Linked DNA regions of Homo sapiens: region 1 is linked to region 2. A link is a loop called in an ENCODE intact Hi-C map of the cell type or tissue named here. Cell type or tissue: body of pancreas. All regions are shown on one strand. Links, peaks and the distances in the headings refer to the core of each region. The heading gives the core; the rest is flanking DNA.

The links. Hi-C counts contacts between places; a loop is a spot of excess contacts. Peaks named below come from ENCODE experiments on the same cell type or tissue, not always from the same donor. Only the 100,000 strongest peaks of a DNase experiment are listed, where the experiment ranks them.
Region 1: it touches region 2 in a loop (2.0-fold over the local background); 25 of 110 quality-filtered maps call a loop at or near these places.

What each region holds. Positions count from the first base shown.
Region 1 is chr15:98,629,619-98,640,812 of GRCh38, reverse strand. No RefSeq gene overlaps it. Among named protein-coding and RNA genes, the nearest start is that of IGF1R, 13 kb to the left of the region's middle. In body of pancreas, for the core only: no CTCF peak of the experiment used is centred there; no DNase peak of the experiment used is centred there.
Region 2 is chr15:98,523,649-98,534,842 of GRCh38, reverse strand. No RefSeq gene overlaps it. Among named protein-coding and RNA genes, the nearest start is that of LINC02351, 110 kb to the right of the region's middle. In body of pancreas, for the core only: no CTCF peak of the experiment used is centred there; a DNase peak (open chromatin) is centred at 5,272.

The DNA.
Region 1 (11,194 bases), core at 1,755-9,754, 110 kb before region 2:
GGGAGAATACTATACAGAGGTTAAAATGAATGAACTAGATCTAAGCGAATCAACATAGATAGATTTAACAGCCAATATGGTGTGAAAGAGCAATTTGCAAAGGTTAAATAATGATATGCTACTGTTTATGTAACTATCAATACAAAAACAATAGCATTATTGTTTATGGATACATACATATGTATCAAAAGTATAAAATATTCATGGAAGAGATAATAACGTCAGTGAGACATTATCTCTCAGGATGAAGGAAGAGATAAAAAATAGAGAATAGTTTTAACTATACTGACAACCTTTTATTTGTTTAAAAGACAAAAGATATCTGAAGCAAATGATCCAAAATGTTAATATCTGTTAAACCTGGATGGCAGGTACATGTGTGTCTGTAAGTTATTTTGTGTATTTTTTGTAGGCTTGAACTGTTTTATAAATTTTTCCTTTGTCTTTTTTAAAATAAACTTTTTAGTAGAGAATAGTTTTGGATTTACAGAACTGTTGCAAACGTAGTACAGAGAGTCTCATATAACCACACCCAGTTCCCCATATTATTAACATACTGCTATGCGACATTTGTCATAACTAATGAACCAATATTAAGACATCGTTATTATGATGATTTTTTTTGTTTTCAGAGACACAGTCTCACTCTGTTGCCCAGGCTGGAGTGCAGTGGTGCAATCTCGGCTCACTGCAACCTCTGCCTCCCGGGTTCAAGCGATTCTCCTGCCTCAGCCTCCCGAGTAAGTGGGACTACAGGCGCCCACCACCAAGCCTGGCTAATTTCTTTTTTTTTTCTATTTTTAGTAGAAATAGGGTTTCACCATGTTGGATAATGTGTTTCTGGGAGAAAGACTCCAGAGGTACAGTGCTGTTCTCATCACATCATAACAAGGGTACATGCTATCAACATGATGTTAACATTGATCACCTGCCTGAGGTGATGTTCATCAAGTTTTCTACTGTAAAGTTATCTCTATTTTTCTCTCTCTTTATATGTTGTACTCTTTGAAAGAAAGTCACTCTGCCTATCCCACACTTATGCTCCACCTCCGTAAGGGAAACATATCTGTGTAAGTTATCTACAATTCTTCTGCACAGCAGGTTTGTCTATTCTCCTTTATTTATATAATAACTTTTTATTTATATCAGTACAGGCTTGTGGATATTTATTTCATATTTTGGGTTATAACCCAGTAATACTTTATTTATTATGTTGCTCAGATTGTTCCAGGTTTGGCTATTGGGAGTAATTTCATTTGCCTCTTGGGTCCACTTGACATACCCCCATCATTTTGGGTTTTGTTTTGGTTTTAGCAATTTTAGTTTCCGGCACTACAAGATACTCCAGGCTGATCTCATATATCTCCTGCCTCAGCCCTAGAATCAGTTACTTCTCCAAGGAGCCCTGGTTCCAGTGGAAACTGGAAAACGCTTTCAGAAACCAAAAGCCAGCTGCCAGGTGTGCTTGTTGCTACTGGGGTGTCATTGCTTCTAGGTCCTCTCAGCTGACGAAATAAGGAAACACATCTGTGCATACTAACTTGTGTATTTACACATATCTGAAAATATTTCAATATGTAACCATCTGTATCTCTGTGAAGCCAAACGAAGTTCCTACTGAAGTTTCCAACTGCTCCATTAGCACACGGATCATCCTAGCCTCCTTCCCCTTGCCCTTGCTCCCATCCATTAGTGAGAACCCTGGTTCTCACCATCTGCCATCCATTTACTCATTGTTCAATTTATAATTTGTATTTTTTATTTTTGAGATCGAGTCTCACTCTGTTGCCCAGGCTGGAGTGCAGTGGTGTGATCTCGGCTCACTACAACCTCTGCCTCCCGAGTTCAAGCAATTCTCCTGTCTCAGCCTCCAAAGAAACTGGGATTACAGGCACCTGGCACCATACCCGGCTGATTTTTGTATTTTTAGGAGAGATGGAGTTTCACCATGTTGGCCAGGCTGGTCTCGAACTCCTGACCTCAGGTGTTCCTCCTGCCTCAGCCTCCCAAAGTGCTGGGATTACAGGTGTGAGCCACCGTGCCCAGCCTCAATTTATAATTTTTTAAGAAGAAAAATAAATGCTGCTAAGAAATGCTTCAACTTATTACAGCATCCAGACCAAAGGTGCAGACTATTTACAAAGCAGACATTTGCAGGGAGAAGAAGTTTCATGTCATGATCCATTCCCAGCACAGACCTCTCTACAGGGCCAGGACATGCTTGTCTTGTGCCCTTCCAGGGGGCATTCATGGAAACACAGGCCAAATGTCCCTTCAGAACAGGTCTGTGAAACCCAGTTGTGAGGGATAAAGAGCACCAAGTCCAGGACACAGTGGGAGGGGATCCTTGAAGAAAATTAGGTGGGAGGAGGAATCACGTAACATAAGCTAAAGAGAAAAGCGAGATTGGAAACATTCACTTCAAACAGCAATTTTTCACCTTTTTCAATAGTGAGCCTCTTTGAGACTCGAATGTGGGCAATGGATGCTCAGCTCAGGAAAACATTCCAATAGATCAAACAGCACAAAAACTGTTCCCTCCTCTGAGCCCATACTTGGGCCTCAGGTTAAGAAAGCTTCATGTATACTGCATGAATGCCGTGTGTGTGTGTGTGTGTGTGTGTGTGTGTGTGTGTGTGTGTGTGTTTGGAGTAGGACTAGGGGTAACCAAGTCTGAAGGCTACACTACTTCAGCCCTGTTCTTTTCAGAATGGTCAGGATCTGTCACTAACAGTTCACTTTGTTTGTTTGTTTAGAAACAAGGTCGCTGGGCGCGGTGGCTCATGCCTCTAATCCCAGCACTTTGGGAGGCTGAGGCGGGTGGATCACGAGGTCAGGAGTTCGAGACCAGCCTGACCAACATAGCAAAACCCTGTCTCTAATAAAAATCCAAAAATTAGCTGGGCATGGTGGCACACACCTGTAATCCCAGCTACTCAGGAGGCTGAGGCAGGAGAGTTGCTTGAACCCAGGAGGTGGAGGTTGCAGTGAGCCGAGATCGTGTCACTGCACTCCAGCCTGGGAAACAGCAAGACTCCATCTCAAAAAAAAGAAAAAAAAGAAAAAAAAGAAACAGGTCTTGCTCTGTCGCCTAGGCGGGAGTGCAGTGGCACAATCATAGCTCACTGCAGGCCAGGCACAGTTGCTCATGCCCGTAATCCCAGCATTGTGGGAGGCTGAAGTAGGAAGATCATGTGAGGCCAGGAGTTCAAGACCAGCCTAGGCAACGTACCAAGACCCCATCTTAACAAAAAACTAAATAAATAAACCAGACAAAATGGCTCAGGCCTGTAGTCCTAGCTACTTAGGAGGCTGAGTTGGGAGGATGGCTTGAGCCAAGGAGTTCAAGGCTAAAATGAGCTATGATGGCACCACTGCCTGGGTGACAGAGTGAGACCCTGTCTCTTTAAAATAAAATAGCTCACTGTGGCCTCAAACTCCTAGGTTCAAGGAATCATCCCACCTCAGCCTCCCAAGTAACTGGGACTGCAGGCACACCACCGTGCCCGACTAATTTTAAAAGATTTAAAAAAAAAAAAAAAAAAAAAGACCAGTTGCCTGGGCAACTGGCCTGAAACTCCTTGCCTCAAGTGATCCTCCTGCCTCAGCCTCCTGAGTAGCTCAGACTACAGGCAAGAGCCACTGCACTCAGTTTGCCAGTTTGTTTTTATGGTTACCTCCTATTTATAGCGAATAGCAAGTAATAATGGTTTTCTATTTATGAAAATAATAACTTTTTTTAAAAAATGAATCTAGGGTTTTTTTAAAATTTATTTTATTTTATTTTATTTTTGAGACGGAGTCTCACTCTGTCGCCCAGGCTGGAGTGCAGTGGCACGATCTTGGCTCACTGCAACCTCTGCCTCCCCGGTTCACGCCATTCTCCTGCCTCAGCCTCCCGAGTAGCTGGGACTACAGGCACCCACCACCATGCCCAGCTAATTTTTTGTATTTTTAGTAGAGACGGGGTTTCACCGTGTTAGCCAAGATAGCCTCAATCTCCTGACCTCGTGATCCGCCCGCCTCGGCCACCGAAAGTGCTGGGGTTACAGGCGTGAGCCACCGCACCCGGCCAATTTTTATTTATTTTTTATTTGAGATGGTGTCTTGCTCTGTTGCTCAAGCTGGAGTGCAGTGGCACGATCATAGCTCACTGCAGCCTCAAACTCTAGCCTCAGGCGATCCTCCTACTCAGGCGATCCTCCTACTTCAGCCTTTCAAGTAGTTAGGATCACAGATATGCACCACCATGCCCGGCTGATTTTTTTTTTTTTAAGAGACGGGGTCTTGCTGTTGCCCAGGTTGGTCTCGAACTCCTAGGCTCAAGTGATCCACCCACCTCAGCCTCCCAAGACGCTGAGATTACAGGCATGAACCACCGTGCCTGGCCAGTTTTATTTTTAATAAAATCAATTTAAAGAAACATATGAAGTGACATTTGGAACAGGAAAAAAACTGAAGTTTCAGAAACCGGTATGAAGAGAGATGTCTTGACTATGGTGAAAAGTGCATACACTTTGGAGCCAGAAGGGTCTGAATTCAGTTGCCAGCTATGTGATCCTGGGTGAGTGAAACTTTACCCCTTTATAAAATAGCAATCATAAAGCTTAGCATGCAGGGCAGTGTTTCTCTGAATGTGTTTCCTGTGCCACCCACATCAGAATCAGCTGAGGTGCTTGTTAAATGGAACTTCCCAGGCTGCCACCCAGAACTTTTTTATCAGACAGGATCCTGGGGGTGGGGAGGTAGGTGGTGGCGTGGGAGAGAGCCTAGAAATCTGCATTTTAACGAGGTTCCCCCGGTGATTTTAGGATGGGCTCTGGAGAGGATGAAAGGAGCTGAAATAAATAAAGGAGCTGGCACAAAGAAGCAGGAAGGACACTGTCCTTCTGGGCTGCCCAGCATCCGCACACCACGGACCTCTGAAGGGGGTCACAAGGACCCTGCTCGGAACTTACCCGGGTGGCACTGCACAAATATAGTGACTGATGCTCTGGAACTGCACAGAACATAAACTGCGTGGCCAGAGCTCAGCTGATCTAGTCCCCCATGGTCCTTTCCCCTTTTTTTGAGCCTGGTTCTCCCAGCCTTCCTTATAATTCTCAGCTATCCAGTAGTGTAGTCTTCCAATAAATTCCTGTACTGATCAAGGGCCTACAGTTGGATGTTGCTGTTTGTGAACAAGAACTTTGACAGGAATAGTGAGTAGTGACTGTTTTTGTTTTGTTTTGTTTTGTTTTGTTTTTTGTTTGAGATGGAGTTTCGCTCTGTTGTCCAGGCTGGAGTGCAATGGTGCGGTCTTGGCTCACTGCAACCTCCACCTCCCGGGTTGAAGCAATTCTCCTGCCTCAGCGTCTCGAGTAGCTGGGACTACGGGTGTGCTAATTTTTGTATTTTTAGTAGAGACAGGATTTCACCATGTTGGCCAGGCTGGTCTTGAACTCCCTGACTTCAAGTGATCCACCTGCCTCAGCCTTCCAAAGTGCTGGGATTACAGGCATGAGCCACCGTGCCCGGCCAGCAGTGACTGCTTTGCTTCCTTCCATCAATGGCTCCTCAGTGGTGTCCCTGGAATCTGAGGGGTGCTATATAGCCCCTCCTGGGGGTTGTCAAAAGAAGGGGTTGTGGAGGAGTCAAAGGAAGTTAAGGAGGTAAAGAAATGACCAATCCCACCATCCAAGCTCTGCCTGGCTTCAAGCTGTTTTATACATTAGATTTTGGATGAAAAATTAATTTGAAATGAATGATTCCACCACTTTTTCTGAAAAGTTTGAAAACCACTGCCTATCATGAGATCCCCTAAGAGGAGACCATGTGGTGGGGTGGGGACGAATGAGGCAGAGAGCGCGGGCAGAGGAGGGGACGCCTCAGGACAGTGGAGGCTGGGGACTGGCTTGTCCTGCCATGCTGCGGATGGGGTTTTAGGGCTCCCTACAGGCAGAGCACCCAAGGCCCTCCTTCTGAAGCTAAAACCTACTGGTAGGTGCTAAGATCCCACCCCTATACTGGGGGGGAGCTTCCGTGGCCTTTGTGCTCCGTGTAATCCTCAGAAGCTGCTCTTCCCTGCCCATGGGAAAAGTGACCATGGCCACTTCCAAGAAGAAAAAGTGGGTGTTGATGCGATCAGATCACTAGGACAGCCAACAGTCTCCTGGCCTCAGGAAGAGGAATAAGCAGAACTCCGAAGACCACAGAGAAGAAAGCACCAAGTTACTCTTGAGAGACCGAAGAGAGAAGGGCGCATGAAGGCATAAAGACGCCGACCTGTGGAACAGGGTGAAGAAAATTAAAGAGGTCCGGACATTTCCCATCAGAGCTAGAGCTTCCCCCAAATCTGCAGCACTTAGAGCATAAAGATAGAAATGTGCAGGTGGCATGTAATCCCAGCACTGTAATCCCAGCACTTTGGGAGGCCTAGGCAGGAGGACTGCTTCAGCCCAGGAGTTGAAGACCAGCCTAAGCAACACAGGAAGGCTCTTGTCTCTAAAGAAAAAGAAGAAGAAGGAGAAAAAGAAAGAAGAAAGAAGAAGCCGGGCGCGGTGGCTCACTCCTGTAATCCCAGCACTTTGGGAGGCCGAGGCAGGCAGATCACCAGGTCAGGAGATCAAGACCATCCTGGCTAACACGGTGAAACCCCATCTCTACTAAAAATACAAAAAATTAGCCAGGTGTGGTGGTGGGCGCCTATAGTCCCAGCTACTCGGGAGGCTGAGGCAGGAGAATGAACCCAAGAGGTGGAGCTTGCAGTGAGCCGAGATCATGCCACTGCACTCCAGCCTGGGCGACAGAGCAAGACTCCATCTCAAAAAAAAAAAAAAAAACGAAGAAGAAGAAGGAGGAGGAGGAGGAGGGAGGGAGGAGGAGGGGGAGGAGGAAGGGGAAGAGGAAGAAAAGAAAAAAACGTTTCCTCACTCTCCAAATTTTGTTATTTGCAATAAAGGCATTGAATTTTCATTAAATATTTCCTCTTGGTCTACAACTAGGGTAGTAGGAAAAAGGAGAGGAGAAGAAGACTTTATTAGATGCCATCGCTGAGCTGCTGTTTACTTCTATTTTCTTTTCACTTCTTGTCTTTTATTTTTCTTTAGAGATGGAGTCTTGCTTTGTCTCCCAGGCTGGAGTGCAGTGCCGCGATCATAGCTCACTGCAGCCTTGTTCTCCTGAACTCAAGTGATCTTCCTGCCTCAGCCTCCCGAGTAGCTGGGACTATAGGCTCACACCACCATGCCCAGCTAATTTTTTAATTTTCTGTAGAGGCAGGATCTTGCCATGTTACCCAGGCTATTCTCAAACTACTGGGCTCAAGAGATCCTCCCTCCTCAGCCTCCCAAAATTTGGGGGTTAGAGGTGTGAGCCATGGTACCCACTCTGTCGCTCAGGCTGGAGTGCAGTGGCATGATCATGGCTCACTGCAGCCTCCACCTCTGGGGCTCAAGTGATCCTCCCCACCCCAGCCTCCCGAGTAACCTCCATGTTGTGATTACAGGCGTGCACCACTATGCCCTGCCTCATCTTCCTTGTTATTGGTCTGTAGCATGCTCCTTTCTTTTTCTTTTCTAAGTTAATATATTCTCTTTTATCCTCATACCCCAGTCTAATTCACCAGCTTAATTTTTTTATTAACATAAAGGTGGGCAAGTAGTTTTCAATTTCCTGTATAGTTGCAAAGCTGAGTTATTGTAAAAGACACACAATATAAGGTTATAGTAGCAGTTGGAGTAAAGTGGGAGTAATCTAATAAAAGTCATGGGTCCTCTCCCTGGAAAAATCTGTCTCTATTCATACACACAATTTTGCAAACACTTTCTAGGGTTCAGAGACCTCTAAGGCCTTTTGCAGATGTACTTTGAACACCAAAGTGTTCACTGCCTCTGTGTTACAAGAAAACTCTGAGAACTAGGGAAGGATTTATACTGCAGAATCCTTTAAACAGATTGTAGCTTTCGTTATTTTCAAAATTATAAAAATAATTATTAAAATAAAAAATTGTGATAAAAGAGAATGTACATTAATGAATCGATAAGAAATATTTGTTGTAACTAGTGCAATGTAGACATTGCTCGTATAAACAGGTTCTTTTTTTTTTTTTTTGAGATGGAGTCTCGCTCTATCTATAAACAGGTTCTTACAGAAGAAGAGGAAAGTAACTTTGTTGAGTACCAGCTCTTAGCCAGACATTGCACACAACGCACCACCTCCATTTCCTTAACAAACAGAAATAGTCGTTATTTTCATACCCATTTTTATAGACGGGGAAACTGAAGTCAAAGGAGAGCATAAGTTCCCAAGAACTTATGCAACTTTCAGTATTATAGTGTTAAATATGCAACTTACAGTATTATAGCGTTACAAAGTCTGCCTTAAACACAGACATAGTGATCATTTTTAAAATACGTTTTACAAAATGAATTTATTGAGCAAAGTGGAGTTAACTTCTTTCCATGGGTGGGGAATTCAAATTCCGTCTTATTTAAATTACATTTAAGGCCAGGCATGGTGGCTCACACCTGTAATCCCAGCACTTGGAGAGGCTGAGGCAGGTGGATCACCTGAGCTCAGGAGCTCAAGACCAGCCTGGGCAATACGACGAAACAGCATCTCTACAAAAGATACAAAAATTAGTTGAGCATTGTGGTGTGTGCCTGTGGTCGCAGCTACTCAGGAGGCTGAGGTGGGAGAATCGCTTGAGCTTAGGAGGTGGAGGTTGCAGTGAGCCGAGATTGCACCCCTGCACTCCAGCCTGGGTGATAAGCGCAAAGTTCCATCTCAAAAAAAAAAAAAGCGGAATTTGGGTTTCTTGTGCCATTTATGATGAAATCATTGGGTTCTTTTGTTTCATTTTCTTGGGTTTTCCATTAGAAAGAAACCTTTCTATATCTACATGTCATCCCTCAAAGAAAAAACTCCTTCCTGAACGCTGTTCACTCACTCACTCTACGAAGCCTGGTGTCTTTCAGGGAGGAGCAGCCCTGGTTCCCCAGAGGTGGAATTAGCTTTTCCTTCTTCCTATTCTCACACACCTCTTTACTGTCTCCACTCCTTGTAAATGATGTGTCAGCAGAGTTTGTCATTTCTTTCACCAGTGTTACTTAGGGGTGTGATTGCACATACTAGGCATTCAGTAAATGTCTACCAAACTGAGTTAAATTCCTATTTTTTTAATTGGGAAAAAATTTTGACACAGAAAATTAAGGAGAAAAGTATTGAAGAGACGCTTTACCCATGAGCCAGATTTAGCAAATGAAAACATTTTTCTCATTTTTGCCTTGAATTTTGTTGGTTTAAAAGAAATAAAATTTAGAGGCCGGGCACGGTGGCTCACGCCTGTAATCCCAGCACTTTGGGAGGCTGAGGCGGGCCGATCACGAGGTCAAGAGGTTGAGACCATCCTGCCCAACATGGTGAAACCCCGTCTGTACTAAAAATACAAAAATTAGCCGGGCATGGTGGCGGGCGCCAGTAATCCCAACTACGCGGGAGGCTGAGGCAGGAGAAACTCTTGAACCCGGGAGACGGAGGTTGCAGTGAGCCGAGATCACCGCAGTCCAGCCTGGCAACAGAATGAGACTCCATCTCAAAAAAGAAATAAAATTTAGAGATAAAGTAGAAGTCCCTTTCCATGATTTTATCCTCCTCTTGCCCACTACAGAGAAAACTATGACCATTATTTTGGTATGTATTTTTCTGATTTGCATTTTATATTTTTGCTGCATATAATCCTTAGTATTGTTTCATTATTTTTCTAACTTTACATGTTCTGCACCTTGCTTTTTAAACTAATATTATGTTTTCAAGACCAATGTATATTGATAGACATGGATCTAGCTCATTTGCCTTAGTTATTATATACTATCCCATGATGTGAATATACAGGGTTGTACTTACCACTGCCAAGTGAGAGACTTTCAGAGTTTCCCTACCCAGCTCTTTGCTATAACAAACAATGCTGAAATGTACATCCTCATTACAACTCGGGTTACTTCTTGTACAAATTACCTAACACACAGTTGGTAAATAAGGGGAGGATGTTAGAACACGGAAGTCATGTTAGCTTACACATGATTTTCCACAACATGTTACTGTTTTAAAGCAATTAAAAGAGAAAGTCGGCCGGGCGCAGTGGCTCACGCCTGTAATCTCAGTTCTTTGGGAGGCCGAGGCGGGTGGATCACGAGATCAGGAGATCGAGACCATCCCGGCCAACATGGTGAAACCCCGTCTCTACTGCAAAAAGTAGCGGGGCGCGGTGGCGGGCGCCTGTAATTCCAGCTACTCCAGAGGCTGAGGCAGGAGAATCGCTTAAACCCGGGAGGCAGAGGTTTCAGTGAGCCAAGATCGCGCCACTGCACTCCAGCCTGGGCAACAGAGGAGACTCCATCTCAAAAAAAAGAAAAAAAAAAAAAAAGTCGTAGCAATGAATACAGACCTGGAGCTGAAAATCTACTAAAATGTCTTCCTTCGGAGCGAATACTTACAGGGTTAGTGACTTCGAGGAGCACTATGTTTTCCATAGAGCTATTAAGCTATATGGTTTTGCTGTGGGTGCAGAAGAATAACGTTAAGAAATTGGAAGCATTTCAGCCAGGGGTGGTGGCTCACACCTGTAATCCCAGCACTTTGGGAGGCTGAGGCGGGTGGATCACTTGAGGTCAGGGGTTCAAGACCAGTCTGGCCAACATGGTGAAAGCCCGTCTCCACTAAAAATACAAAAATCAGCTGGCCGTGGCGGCGGGCGCCTGTAATCCCAGCTACTCAGGAGGCTGAGGCAGGAGAATTGCCTGAACCTGGTAGGTGGAAGTTGTGGTGAGCTGAGATCTCTCCACTGCACTCCAGCCTGGGCGACAGAGCGAGACCTTGTCTCAAAAACAAACAAACAAAAAAAGAAATTGGAAGCATTTCTCCTTGTATTAAAACTTCGGACCTTAAAAAATACAGTCCAGGGGCCATATTTTTAATTTTGATGAAAATGTTCTCTACCTACCTGTCCCAGAAGGAGGAGCCTCGGGTTGAAGGCTGAAAAGGACAGGCACCTGGGATGCTGGGAACAATGCCAGCATGGGACCAACTCTGTTTGTGTCATAATTTTTAAAACATGGTAGCTTTTGTTAGTGCTGGGGTGACAAAGTTCTATAGGTTTTGAGCAGCATGCTCCAACTGTATTTCCCCTATACACTTGCCAATTTTAGTGAAGGAT
Region 2 (11,194 bases), core at 2,097-10,096:
TAGTCATCTTTTTGTGTTTATTGTTTTGCAGTTTGACTACAGTGTGTTTAAGTGGGGACTTTTCTCTTATTTTCCCTGCTTTGGGGATTGGTTGGAATTCCAGAATGTTAGGGTAGATGTTTTTCATTAATTCTGGAAAAATTTCAAGCATTATTTTTTCAAATCTTGACTCTTCCTCATTCTAATTTCTCCATCTGGAACCTCAATTAGATAGTTGCCGGGCTTTATCATTCTATTCTTCCTTTCTTTTAACCTGCCTTTCAAGTTTTCCACCTGTATGTTCATCTGTGCTGCATTCTGGGTAATTTCTTCAGACACATTTTCCAGTTTATTGGCTATTAAAGACATCCCTTTCTAGAAGTTCTTTCCCCCTGGAATCTTATTGGGCAATTTGAAAAATCTTGGCCCTTTAAATTCTTTATTTAAATTTCCTAAAACTTATTTAGTATCATTATCTTCTATATGAAATAGTTTTAATATTTGTGGTCTTGATGGGTCCAATTCTGTAGTTTATGCTGATTCTTCCCTGGCAATTTCTTTAATCATATGCTCAGGGATTTTTGAAATCAAGTCTGAATGACCTCGAAGTGGGTGCCCTTGCCCTCGTGTCCAAACATCTGCGTGGCCTAATGTTGAGGAGAGTCATGGTATCATTCTTTGAGTTTCTCCAGGTTTCAATCTAATATATGAAAGCCATCCTCTTGTGGGCATTTCATTTTCCTTTTCATACTTGTTCAGTTTAAAATACCTTAAAAATATTTGTTGTTTTAGAGTAATGTGCATGTCATTCTTCTGTTGGTGTGTTCATCAGTTTAACCCTTTGGGAAGGCTAGGATCTTAATAGGTTTATAAAGTAACATTGGAAACAGTCTAAGTCTGTCACAGTTTGGAAGCTGCCAGTTGAATTTTATTGAGGGGAAGAGTTAAAGGAGAAGGTCAGCTTGGCCCTCATCCTACATCTACAGCTTAGCAGCAAGTTCTGCCATGTCCATTGCCAAAACCTGGCTCGAGTCTCCCATCTCTCTCTTCAATGCCATCTTCAATGCCATCACTAGATGAAGTTGTCACTGTGTCTTGCCTGAACTCTTGGCACTCTGATTCTCTGATTTGGTTTCCTATTGCAGTATATTCTAGAGGAAGCAGCATACACACACACACACACACACACACACACACACACACACACACACACACACTTATCCCCTACTGAATGAATATCTATCTTTCTCCCTCTTGGAAGTTTTTCAAGTTGATGTTAAAAATGAATGCATGGGCAAAGGATTCGAACAGACATCTTTCTTCTTTCTTTTCCTTCTTTACTTCCTTTCTTTCTTTCTTTCTTTCTTTCTTTCTTTTTTCCCTCACTTCCTCTCCCTCTCTCTCTCTTTCTCCTTCCTTCCTTCCTTCCTCCTTCCTTCCTTCCTTCCTTCCTTCAAGGTCCTGCTCTGTTGTCCAGGCTGGAGTGCAGTGGCACGATCTCAGCTCACTGCAACCTCTGCCTCCCATGTTTCATCATGTTGGCCAGGCTGATCTTGAACTCCTGACCTCAAGTGAACTGCCTGCCTCGGCCTCCCAAAGTTCTGGGATTACAAGCGTGAGCCACCATGCCCAGCTTTGAATAGACATGTCTTTAAAGAAGATATACACATGGCCAATAGGCTTATGAAAAGATGCTCAACATAACTAATCATTAGAGAAATGCAAGTCACAAAGCATGAGAACTGGCTGGGCATGGTGGCTCACGCCTGTAATCCCAGCACTTCGGGAGGCTGAGGTGGGAGGATCACCTGAGGTCAGCAGTTTGAAACCAGCCTGCCAACATGGTGAAACCCCGTCTGTACTAAAAATACAATAAATTAGCCAGGATTCATGGTGAGCACCTGTAATCCCAGCTACTTGGGAGGCTGAGGCAGGAGAATCACTTGAACCCAGGAGGTGGAGATCGCTCCATGGCACTTCAGCCTGGGCAACAGACCAAGACTCCATCTCAGAATAAACAAACAAAATAACAACAACAACCACCAAATGAAAACACGAAAAATGACAGGTTTTGCTGAGGATGTGGAGAAATTGGAATCCTTGTGCATTGATGATGGAAATGCAAAATGGTGTCACTGCTGCAGAAGACAGTGTAGAAGTTCCTCAAAGAAGGAAACATAGAATTACTGTATGATCCAGCAATCCTGCTTCTGGATATATAGCCAAAATAATTGAAAGCAGGGACTTGAACAGATATTTGTACACCTGTGTTCACAGCAGCCTTCTTCCCAATAGCCAGGAGGTGGGAACAACCCAAGTGTCCATTGCTAGAAGAATGGATAAACAAAATGTGGTCTATACGTATAATAAAAAGAGGATGGTTTCAGTAAACCTAATAATCTGAAAAAAACATTATTCAGCTTTAAAAAGGAAGAAAATTCTGACATGTGCTACAACATGGATGAACCTTGAAGACATTATGGTACATGAAACTAACCAGTTGCAAAAAGACAAATATTGTAAGATTCCACTTATCTGAAGTACCTCGAGTAGTGATCTTGATAGAGTTAGAAAGTGGGATGGCTGTTGCCAGGGAGGGTTAGTCACTTCTGTACAGGGAGTACAGAGTTTAGCTGGTAAAATGAGAAGGTTCTGGAGCTAGGTGGTGATGATAATTGCAGAACAGTGTGAATGCACATAATGCCACAAAACTGTATACTTAAAAATGTTTAAGTGAGAAACTTCATGTTACATGTATTTTACATCCGTGAAAACAATCTAAAATAATAATGTGTCATACTTTTCCATATAAAACAAAACGTTTGAAGGAAGGGGCCAGATATTCAGTGTTTTTAACATTTTATGTTTTATTTATTTAGTTAGTTCTTTTGTTTTTTTGAGACAGAGTCTCACTCTGTTGCCAGGCTGGAGTGTGGTGGTGTGATCTTGGCTCACTGCAACCTCCACCTTCCAGGTTCAAGCAATTCTCCTGCCTTACCCTCCCGAGTAGCTAGGACTACAGGCACGTGCCACCACACCTGGCTAGTTTTTTGTATTTTCAGTAGAGATGGGGTTTTACCATGTTAGCCAGGATGGTCTCGATCTCCTGACCTCGTGATCCGCCCGCCTCGGCCTCCCAAAGTGCTGGGATTACAGGCATGACCACTGCACCTGGCCTATTTTATTTTATATTTTGAGATGGAGTTTTGCTCTTGTTGCCCAGGCTGGAGTGCAATGACACGATCTCGGCTCACTGCAACCTCCGCCTCCTGGGTTCAAGTGATTCTCCTGCCTCAGCCTCCTAAGTAGCTGGGATTACAGGCACTCGCTACCATGCCCAGCTAATTATTTGTATTTTTAGTAGAGACGGGATGTCACCATGTTGGCCAGGCTGGTCTCGAACTCCTGACCTCAGGTGATCCACCCGCCTTGGCCTCCCAAAGTGCTGGGATTACAGTCATGAGCCACTGTGCCCAGCCAACATTTTACTTATTGTGTTAAAATATACATAACATAAAATTTACCATCTTAGCCATTTTTAACTGGCATTAAGTAAATTCACATTGTTTTGCAAGCTTCATCACCATCTATCTCCAGGATTTTTTTAATCATCCCAAACAGAAACTCTGCAAACATTAAACATTAAAAGCTCCCCAGTCTTCCTTCCCCGAAACCCCTGTTAACTTCTATTTGCCGTCTCTATGAATTTGCCTATTTTAGGTACCTCATATAAGTGGAATCATTCAGCACGTGTCCTTTCGTAACTGGCTTATTTCACTTAGCGTAATGTCCTCAAAGTTCATCCATGTTGTAACATGCGTCAGAATTTCCTTCCTTTTTAGGTCTGAATAATATTCCATTGTATGTGTATACCATGTTCTGTTTATCCACTCACCCATCAATGGACACTTGAGTTGCTTCTATCTTTGGGCTATGGTGAATAATGCTGCTATGAAAGTGGGTGTGCAAATTAGTTCAGTGGTATTTTCAACAGTGTGATGCTGAGCCCTGGCTGCCGTTTGCACAGTGTGTGGGTAGAACAATAGAAATTGGTAAGTAGGTGAGTCAGGGAAGGCTCTGCTAGAAATCTCAAGACCTGGGTTTGAGCCCCAGCCTCATTACTAATAACTTCTTGTTTTTGAGCTTCTGTTTCCACACCTGAAAAATGGGGTTAGGGCTTCGTGCTTCATTGCTTTCACAGGGTTGATGTAAGTTTCACACAAGAGAGGAAATGTGAAAGCCCTTGGTAAACTGGAAAACTCTATGCAAATGTCAGGTTTAAAAGATCACTTTTTTTTTTTTTTTTTTGGGAGACGGAGTCTCGCTCTGTGATCTTAGCTCACTGCAACCTCCACCTCCCGGGTTCAAGTGATTCTCCTAACTCAGCCTCCCGAGTAGCTGGGACTATAGGTGCCTGCCACCATGCCCAGCTAATTTTTGTATTTTTAGTAGAGACGGGAGTTTCACCATGTTGGCCAGGATGGTCTTGATCTCCTGACCTCGTGATCTGCCTGCCTTGGCCTCCCAAAGTGCTGAGATTACAGATGTAAAAGAGTACATTTTAATATAGCCTATCACCATATTTTGTAATACCATACATTTTCTCCCAGTAAGTACTTCGGAAATATTGTTTATTTGCGGAAGGCAGAATGTTACATTCCTTTACTATTTCTTCAATTTAAAACTGAATTGGCACCAATATTGCAACCTTGATACAAATATTAGTATTCTGCATGTATTTCCTCATTTACTTTTCAGTTTTACACAAATGAGTTCAGTGCCCTTGTAAAAATATAGTCATCTTAATACATTTTCAATTATTTGGAAGTGACTGCATTTTCCCTGGTAAATCATTGTCTAAGTTCAAGATAAACACGTTCAACACCATACGTTTTTCGAGTGCAGCATATGTGGAGTCTAAGTACTTAGACAGTGTGCACCAGCTTAACCCAGAACTAGGCTGTGCAGACGAGGACCAATGTGCTTTCAAGTCTCCTCATCACTTGCACAGAACGAGGCATGCCAAATACAAAAACATTTTTTTTCCTTTTCAGAGGTTTTATTGTTTGAAATGTAATAGATGAACATGTAAGGATGTGATCTTTGGACGACAGTTTATAAAGCCCATTAATAGACACAATTTGGGGGTAAGTTCTGAGAAATGTTATTCTGTGACTAATGGGTAAACGCATTATGGTGACGAGGGGTTATTTTTCTTCTCATGTGTGCTGTGTGGTTTCGGGCTCCGGATCCGTGCTGGACAGTTGTTCCACCACAGCATTTTCCCACCAGCTTTGGGACCGCCGCATGGTGTTGTGGTATTACTGACACTGGGACTTGGTATTTTTACAAGTTCTTGGTCAATTAAATTCAGGATACGAAGAGTCGGGCTTTCCGTGTTTTCCTGTGCACGTGCCAAAGCCCTCTTCCTTCCTGGTAAAGGTTAGACAAATAGGGCAACATCATCATGACCACAGGGATGGGGTGGCTCATGGTCAGTGGTGAGGGAAGCCTGAGCTTCCTGCACGGGGTCAAGGTCAGGACCTGTCTTTGGTTACCATTCAAAAGGAAGCAGATATTTGAGGCGTTATATCCTCCTGTCTGTCCCAAATGTAGAGACCCACTGGTCCCCAGAGGTGACACCTCTTTGAATGCAAAAGGAACAGTATGTTTTAGTCCCACCTCATCTCCTTTTGATTGATTCAAAGGGAAAAAATAGTTTTATCTTGTAAAAAATAGTTTTACTTTGCCTAAAAGTAAGAGGTACCAATGCTCAGATTACAAGAGCTTCTTATTAAAAGCAATCGGGATTATATAAACCTTTGTGTGGGTGGCAAAGAAAGGCATCTGCATATTTTACCTTCTTAGATTTGGGAAAAGTGATTTATTCTCAGTCAAGGCAATGACAAGTTGCAAGTTGTCCAATACTAAATACCTGATAACAGATCAACAGGCTGCCTGTCAATTACTGGGTAATAGAACCTTCGCCACCACCACCTGCAGACCTCCAGCAGCGCCTCCTCCTTCCCTGACAATTTTGCTCATCTGCTCAAGAAATTCTAACATATTCTACATTCTGTCTTCCAACTTAAAAAAAAATTCTTTGCTAAGAATATTTTGGCAATCAGATGCTCTTCAAAAAACAACAAAAATATCCAAGTGTTTATTTGCCTTACCTTCTGTTCTCTCCTCCTCTGGGTAGAGGGATGTGCTGCTGTCACCATGGCTCTTTCAAATGGCCATGAGTTCTTACACTCTGACCTTGAACTCCGGGTGCTTCCCTGTTTGCCTTCTGTCTGACAGTGATGGGTCCTCCCACTGTGACATCATTCCAAAGCACTCTTCTCCAAGGTGGTTTTGTTACCTGTCAACGTTCTGGGACAAAGCGTCTCTAGTTAAGTACATTTGGGAAATAAATGCTGAGTTAAGCAAACTCTGTTGTTGCAGGATTTCCAAAAGTCCTCGATTTCTGATAGGCGCAGCATGCCACCCTTTTCTAATCTTGCTGACTTCAGAAACCCCCTTTCATGAGGATATCTGAAGCATAGCTTGTGCAGCTAGCGTTCCGAAGATGCGCTTGGGAAAGGGCCAGCATGATACCAGGGAGGCTGTGGTGATGACTGCACAAAACCTCAGATTCTTTGATATTAAATAAATGCCAGGCACTGCCTTGCACAACTGTGGGCATTCCTTACTGAATCCAACAGCCCTCCTTAAAAAAAAAAGTTAAACATAAGCATACTTTAAGTTAAAAGTAGCTCTGAGTTTTAAAACATCATGTGGTGAGGTTTGGAGGCTCAGAAGGAAGTTTGCATTTGTGAGTATTGAGTTTTCTTAAGGCATACAACTTAAGAACACGCAGCTCTGGGGACTGGACTGTGCTGTGAAGCACATACCTTCCTAGAAATCAGGACCCCTGCTACATTTCTGGTTCTGGATTCTGAGCTGCTGAGGTGGCATTTGGAACTCTTCTCCCTTTGGATGCTTCACCGCTACCGCGGGTGTGCAGAACACCTGGGTTCAGACCCCTGCAGAGCTCTTGCCACAAGCTTCCTATATTTTCTGATGTTGTCCTCTTTCTGATTAGAAACTAGTTTTCATGCTCTCTGCTGAGCCCAAAATTAGTCATTTAACACCCCCCCCCCACTTCTGGCAGATTTCTTATTTAATAAGGATTTCTTCTATAATAAATTCCTTTTACAAGAAAATTGATTTGTGAAGAAAGAAACAGGCCACCTATGTGACAAAATAAAGAAAAACAAAAATAAAAAAAGGTTTTCTATAAGCAGTATCTATTCCTAACTATTGTTTAAAAATAGGACTTGAGGCCGGGCGCAGTGGCTCATGCCTGTAATCCCAGCACCTTAGGAGGCCGAGGTAGGTGGATCAGCTGAGGTCAGGAGTTCAAGACCAGCCTGCACAACATGGTGAAACACTGTCTCTACTAAAAATACAAAAAAATCAGCTGGGCATGGTGGCGGGCACCTGGAATCCCAGCTACTCAGGAGGCTGAGGCAGGAGAATCGCTTGAACTGGGGAGGTGGAGGTTGCAGTGAGCCGAGATTGCACCACTGCCCTCCAGCCTGGGTGACAAGAGTGAAACTCCGTCTCAAAAAAAAAAAAGTATATATATATCAAAAAAAAGTATATATATCAAAAAAAGTATATATATATGTGTATATATATGTGTGTGTATATATATGTGTATATATATGTGTATATATATATGTGTATATATATGTGTATATATATATGTGTATATATATGTGTATATATATATGTATACATATAATATGTATATATATGTGTATATATATATGTGTATATATATGTGTGTGTATATATATATGACTTGATGGCCAGCTGCAATGGCTCACACCTGTAAGCCCAGCCACCACTTTAGGAGGTCAAGGTAGAAGGATCGCTTGAGCCCAGGAGTTTGAGACCAGCCTGTAGTGAGACCTTGTCTCCACAAAAAAAATTAAAAAATGAGGCAGGAGGATTGTTTGAGCCTGGGAGGTGGAGGCTGCAATGAGCCGCGATTGCACCACCGCACTCTGGCCTGGACAACAGAGTGAGACCTTGCCTCAAAAAAACAAGAAAACTAAACAAAAAGACTTGAATACTACTTCATAATTTTGTGTCCTTAAAAATGTGTTCACATTATCCAGAGCAAGAATTGTTCGTACTGTAGTTGAAGAATGACAGCCCACGTTACTAAAAAAAATCAAGTGATTTCAGCCAGCTTTTCCCATGACATACTGCCTCATAGTTGCTGCCAGGTAGTGGCTTTCGGCAAAGTCCAAGTTTCTAAGAGTGAGGCTAGTAAAATGTAAAATGTCTTCGGTAATGTTTCTTAAAATAATGGGCCCATATGATACAAATTACATTTGTTAAACTGAAAAGATTTTGCTAACCTTTGTGGTAAGGTAGTCTTTGAAGAGAATATTTTGCTAGTGATACTAAATCAATGATTAATTGCAAAACATTGATCCCGTTCAAGGTCTTCATTAGTTGACCTTGCAGTTTACATAGGAAGGACCAAAAGGTGCTAGGAAGGGCCTTGGACATTAGGCCTTGCTGGACTGATCAGCAGTGGCTGACCCAGCCGCGGTCGTGGCTGATGGGACAGGCAGTGACCGAGGGAGTGGATCTATTGCTGCAGCCCTGGGAACCCAAGCTTTGATACGAAGATTCTGAATGATTTAAGCATTTTCCCTAAAGGACACCTTAAGACGTACCATTATGTTTGTTTTTAAGGTAACTACGTCAACATATGCTTAAAGGGAATTCTTCAATTTGGGGTTTGCTGGGGGTTTCAGTTTCTTTACAGTCTGCAGTGAATTATCGTTTTAACTGTGTGCCTTTTTCATAAAAGCATTTTACATTGTACTGAAAAGATTGCATTCTTTTGGCTTTGGAAAAATATTTCCTGTTCAGTTCAAGCCATTACAGCCTGTTAGCGTTTCACATCTGGAAGCCTGTGCCTCCCGTCACCAGCGAAGCGAGTGTGGCGGCCTGGCTGGGCCCCCAGCGCCTGCGTAAAGCGCCGGGACTTGTTTACTTCCCAAAGCTCAGCCTTGCGGGTTTTCGGGGAGTGAGGGGGTTCTGAGCGGGGGAGAGGCGCTTCCTTGCTCCCAGGGCAGGGGTGTGTGTGTGGGTGTGTGTGTGTGTGTTCATTGTGTGTGTGTGTGTTCATTGTGTGTGTGTGTGTGTTCATTCTTCCTGGGATGGAGATGGAGGGGTCTTCCTCTTGGGTAATGAGGGAGGTTTCTTTCTCCTGGGGGTGGGGAGGGGAATCTTTCTTCCTAGTGAGTGTTGCATCCCCCCTCCCCTCATGCCTTAAGCAGCTATTTTTCACTCCCACCCAGTTTTCCAGAAAGCCAACCCAAACATTCTCCGTGTGAGAGGGAAGTATCCCTCAGGGAAGAGAACAAATTTGAACAAAAAACGCTGGGCAGCCTGCGGCCTTGGTGTGGGTTGGAGCTGCAGGCCTCAGTCTGGCATCCCTTGTCACCAGTCACCCAGGCTGGGTTGAGGGACGGCCCAGGAGAGGTGGCCCTGGTGCCTGCTCTGTGGCTCTTCTTCCTGGGGAAACAGGGGACTGCGTCCTGCTTTCAATCTTTAAAAGGGAACCAAGCCTCTGGGTGCCACGTTACTTTATGAGCATTAAGCTCTCCCCCAGTTTGCTGTGGTCTGAGAGGGTTAATTTTTGTGGCCTCTGGGACCCTGCTCTCCGGAGGTGAGCCTGATGCTGCCCCCACTCTCGGGATCATTGAGCTGGGCTGTGTCTGCTGATCCTGGTGGCTTCAGTGCTGAGAACACTCCCCCAGGGACCTGTCCCTGTGGCCTCTTGGGTGGCCAGGCACTAGAGCTCTGGGGCAGTGGTGCCCTGGGACAGAGTCCACTGAGTTCTTTGAGGGAGTGTGACAGCCCCCACAGCATAACCTGTAGGGGAAACGATTTCATGGTGTGGAAGGAGCAAAACATTCACTGCATTTCTCCTGATCACACGTGACCAGAAATGATGCCAAGCAAGTCTAGGCTTCCTGCAAGAATCAGGCAGGACCCTGAGCACCCAGGCCTCAGACCTGACGGCCTTGGGTGAGGTGCCCCCCTCCCTGCAAATCCAAATGATCACAGTGTCTTAGCACTCCGCTGGCAGGAGGTCAATTCACAAAGGGCCAAGGTCAGCATCTTCTTGGGGCTGGTCAATCAATGCTCTTCCGTTGAACTTGCAACCTTGCTGTAGGAGACGGGTGGTCCAGATCTGACAAACATCTTTCCCAGAACACAGGGCCAGCGACAGAAAGTAAAAATCAAGATCAGATCTGTCCCTGCCCCTTAACACTGGAGTTCCTGGGTGTGTTTTGAGAAAGGTCGCTATTGAAGTTGGTTTCCATGGGAGGAGCATGCAGCATGCGTGCAGGCCCCAGGGTGGAAGCAGCCCTCTCTCCAGTTTGTTTTTCTTAATTTCTTTGAACGTTCAGTGAATCTTTTTTCAGACTTGTGGGAAGCCACTTGCCCAGTGAGTTGAAATGAATAGCAGTTTCAACAGAGAGCTTAGTTGAACAACCACCCAAATGGACTGAATGCTTTGTATGGGAAAAGCACGGGAAGGGGTCTTCATGGTGGGCTGGGGAGGGGAGGGAAGCTGTGTTGTACTCGGCATGCCCCAGCTCCTCTCGTTGTTGTGAGTTGGGGAGTGACTGCTCTGAGACAGAGTTGAGCTGTGAGTTAGGGAGTCCGGCAAGACAGAGGATGTGGCCCACATGTGCTCATCCTATCCTGGGCTGAACACAGGACTCAGTGTCCCCCAGAGTCCTTGCCCTTGTGTTTTAGGGCTCCAGGAGAGAGCTGGCTGCATTTGAGATGGGCCTTGAGGATGGACAGGCAGAGAGAGCTCTGCAGCGGAGGGCATAGGGCACCCTGGGTACGGCAGAGGAGGGACCTGGGATTTTTTTTTTTTTTTTTGAGACAGTTTCACTCTTGTCGCCCGGGCTAGAGTGCAGTGGTGCAATCTCAACTCACTGCACCCTCTGCCTCCCGGGCTCAAGCGATTCTCCTGCCTCGGCCTCCTGAGTAGCTGGGACTACAGGCGCCTGGCACCACGCCAAGCTACTTTTTGTATTTTTAGTAGAGATGAGGTTTCACCATGTTGCTCAGGCTGGTCTCGAACTCCGGACCTCAGGTGATCCACGCACCTCGGCTTCCC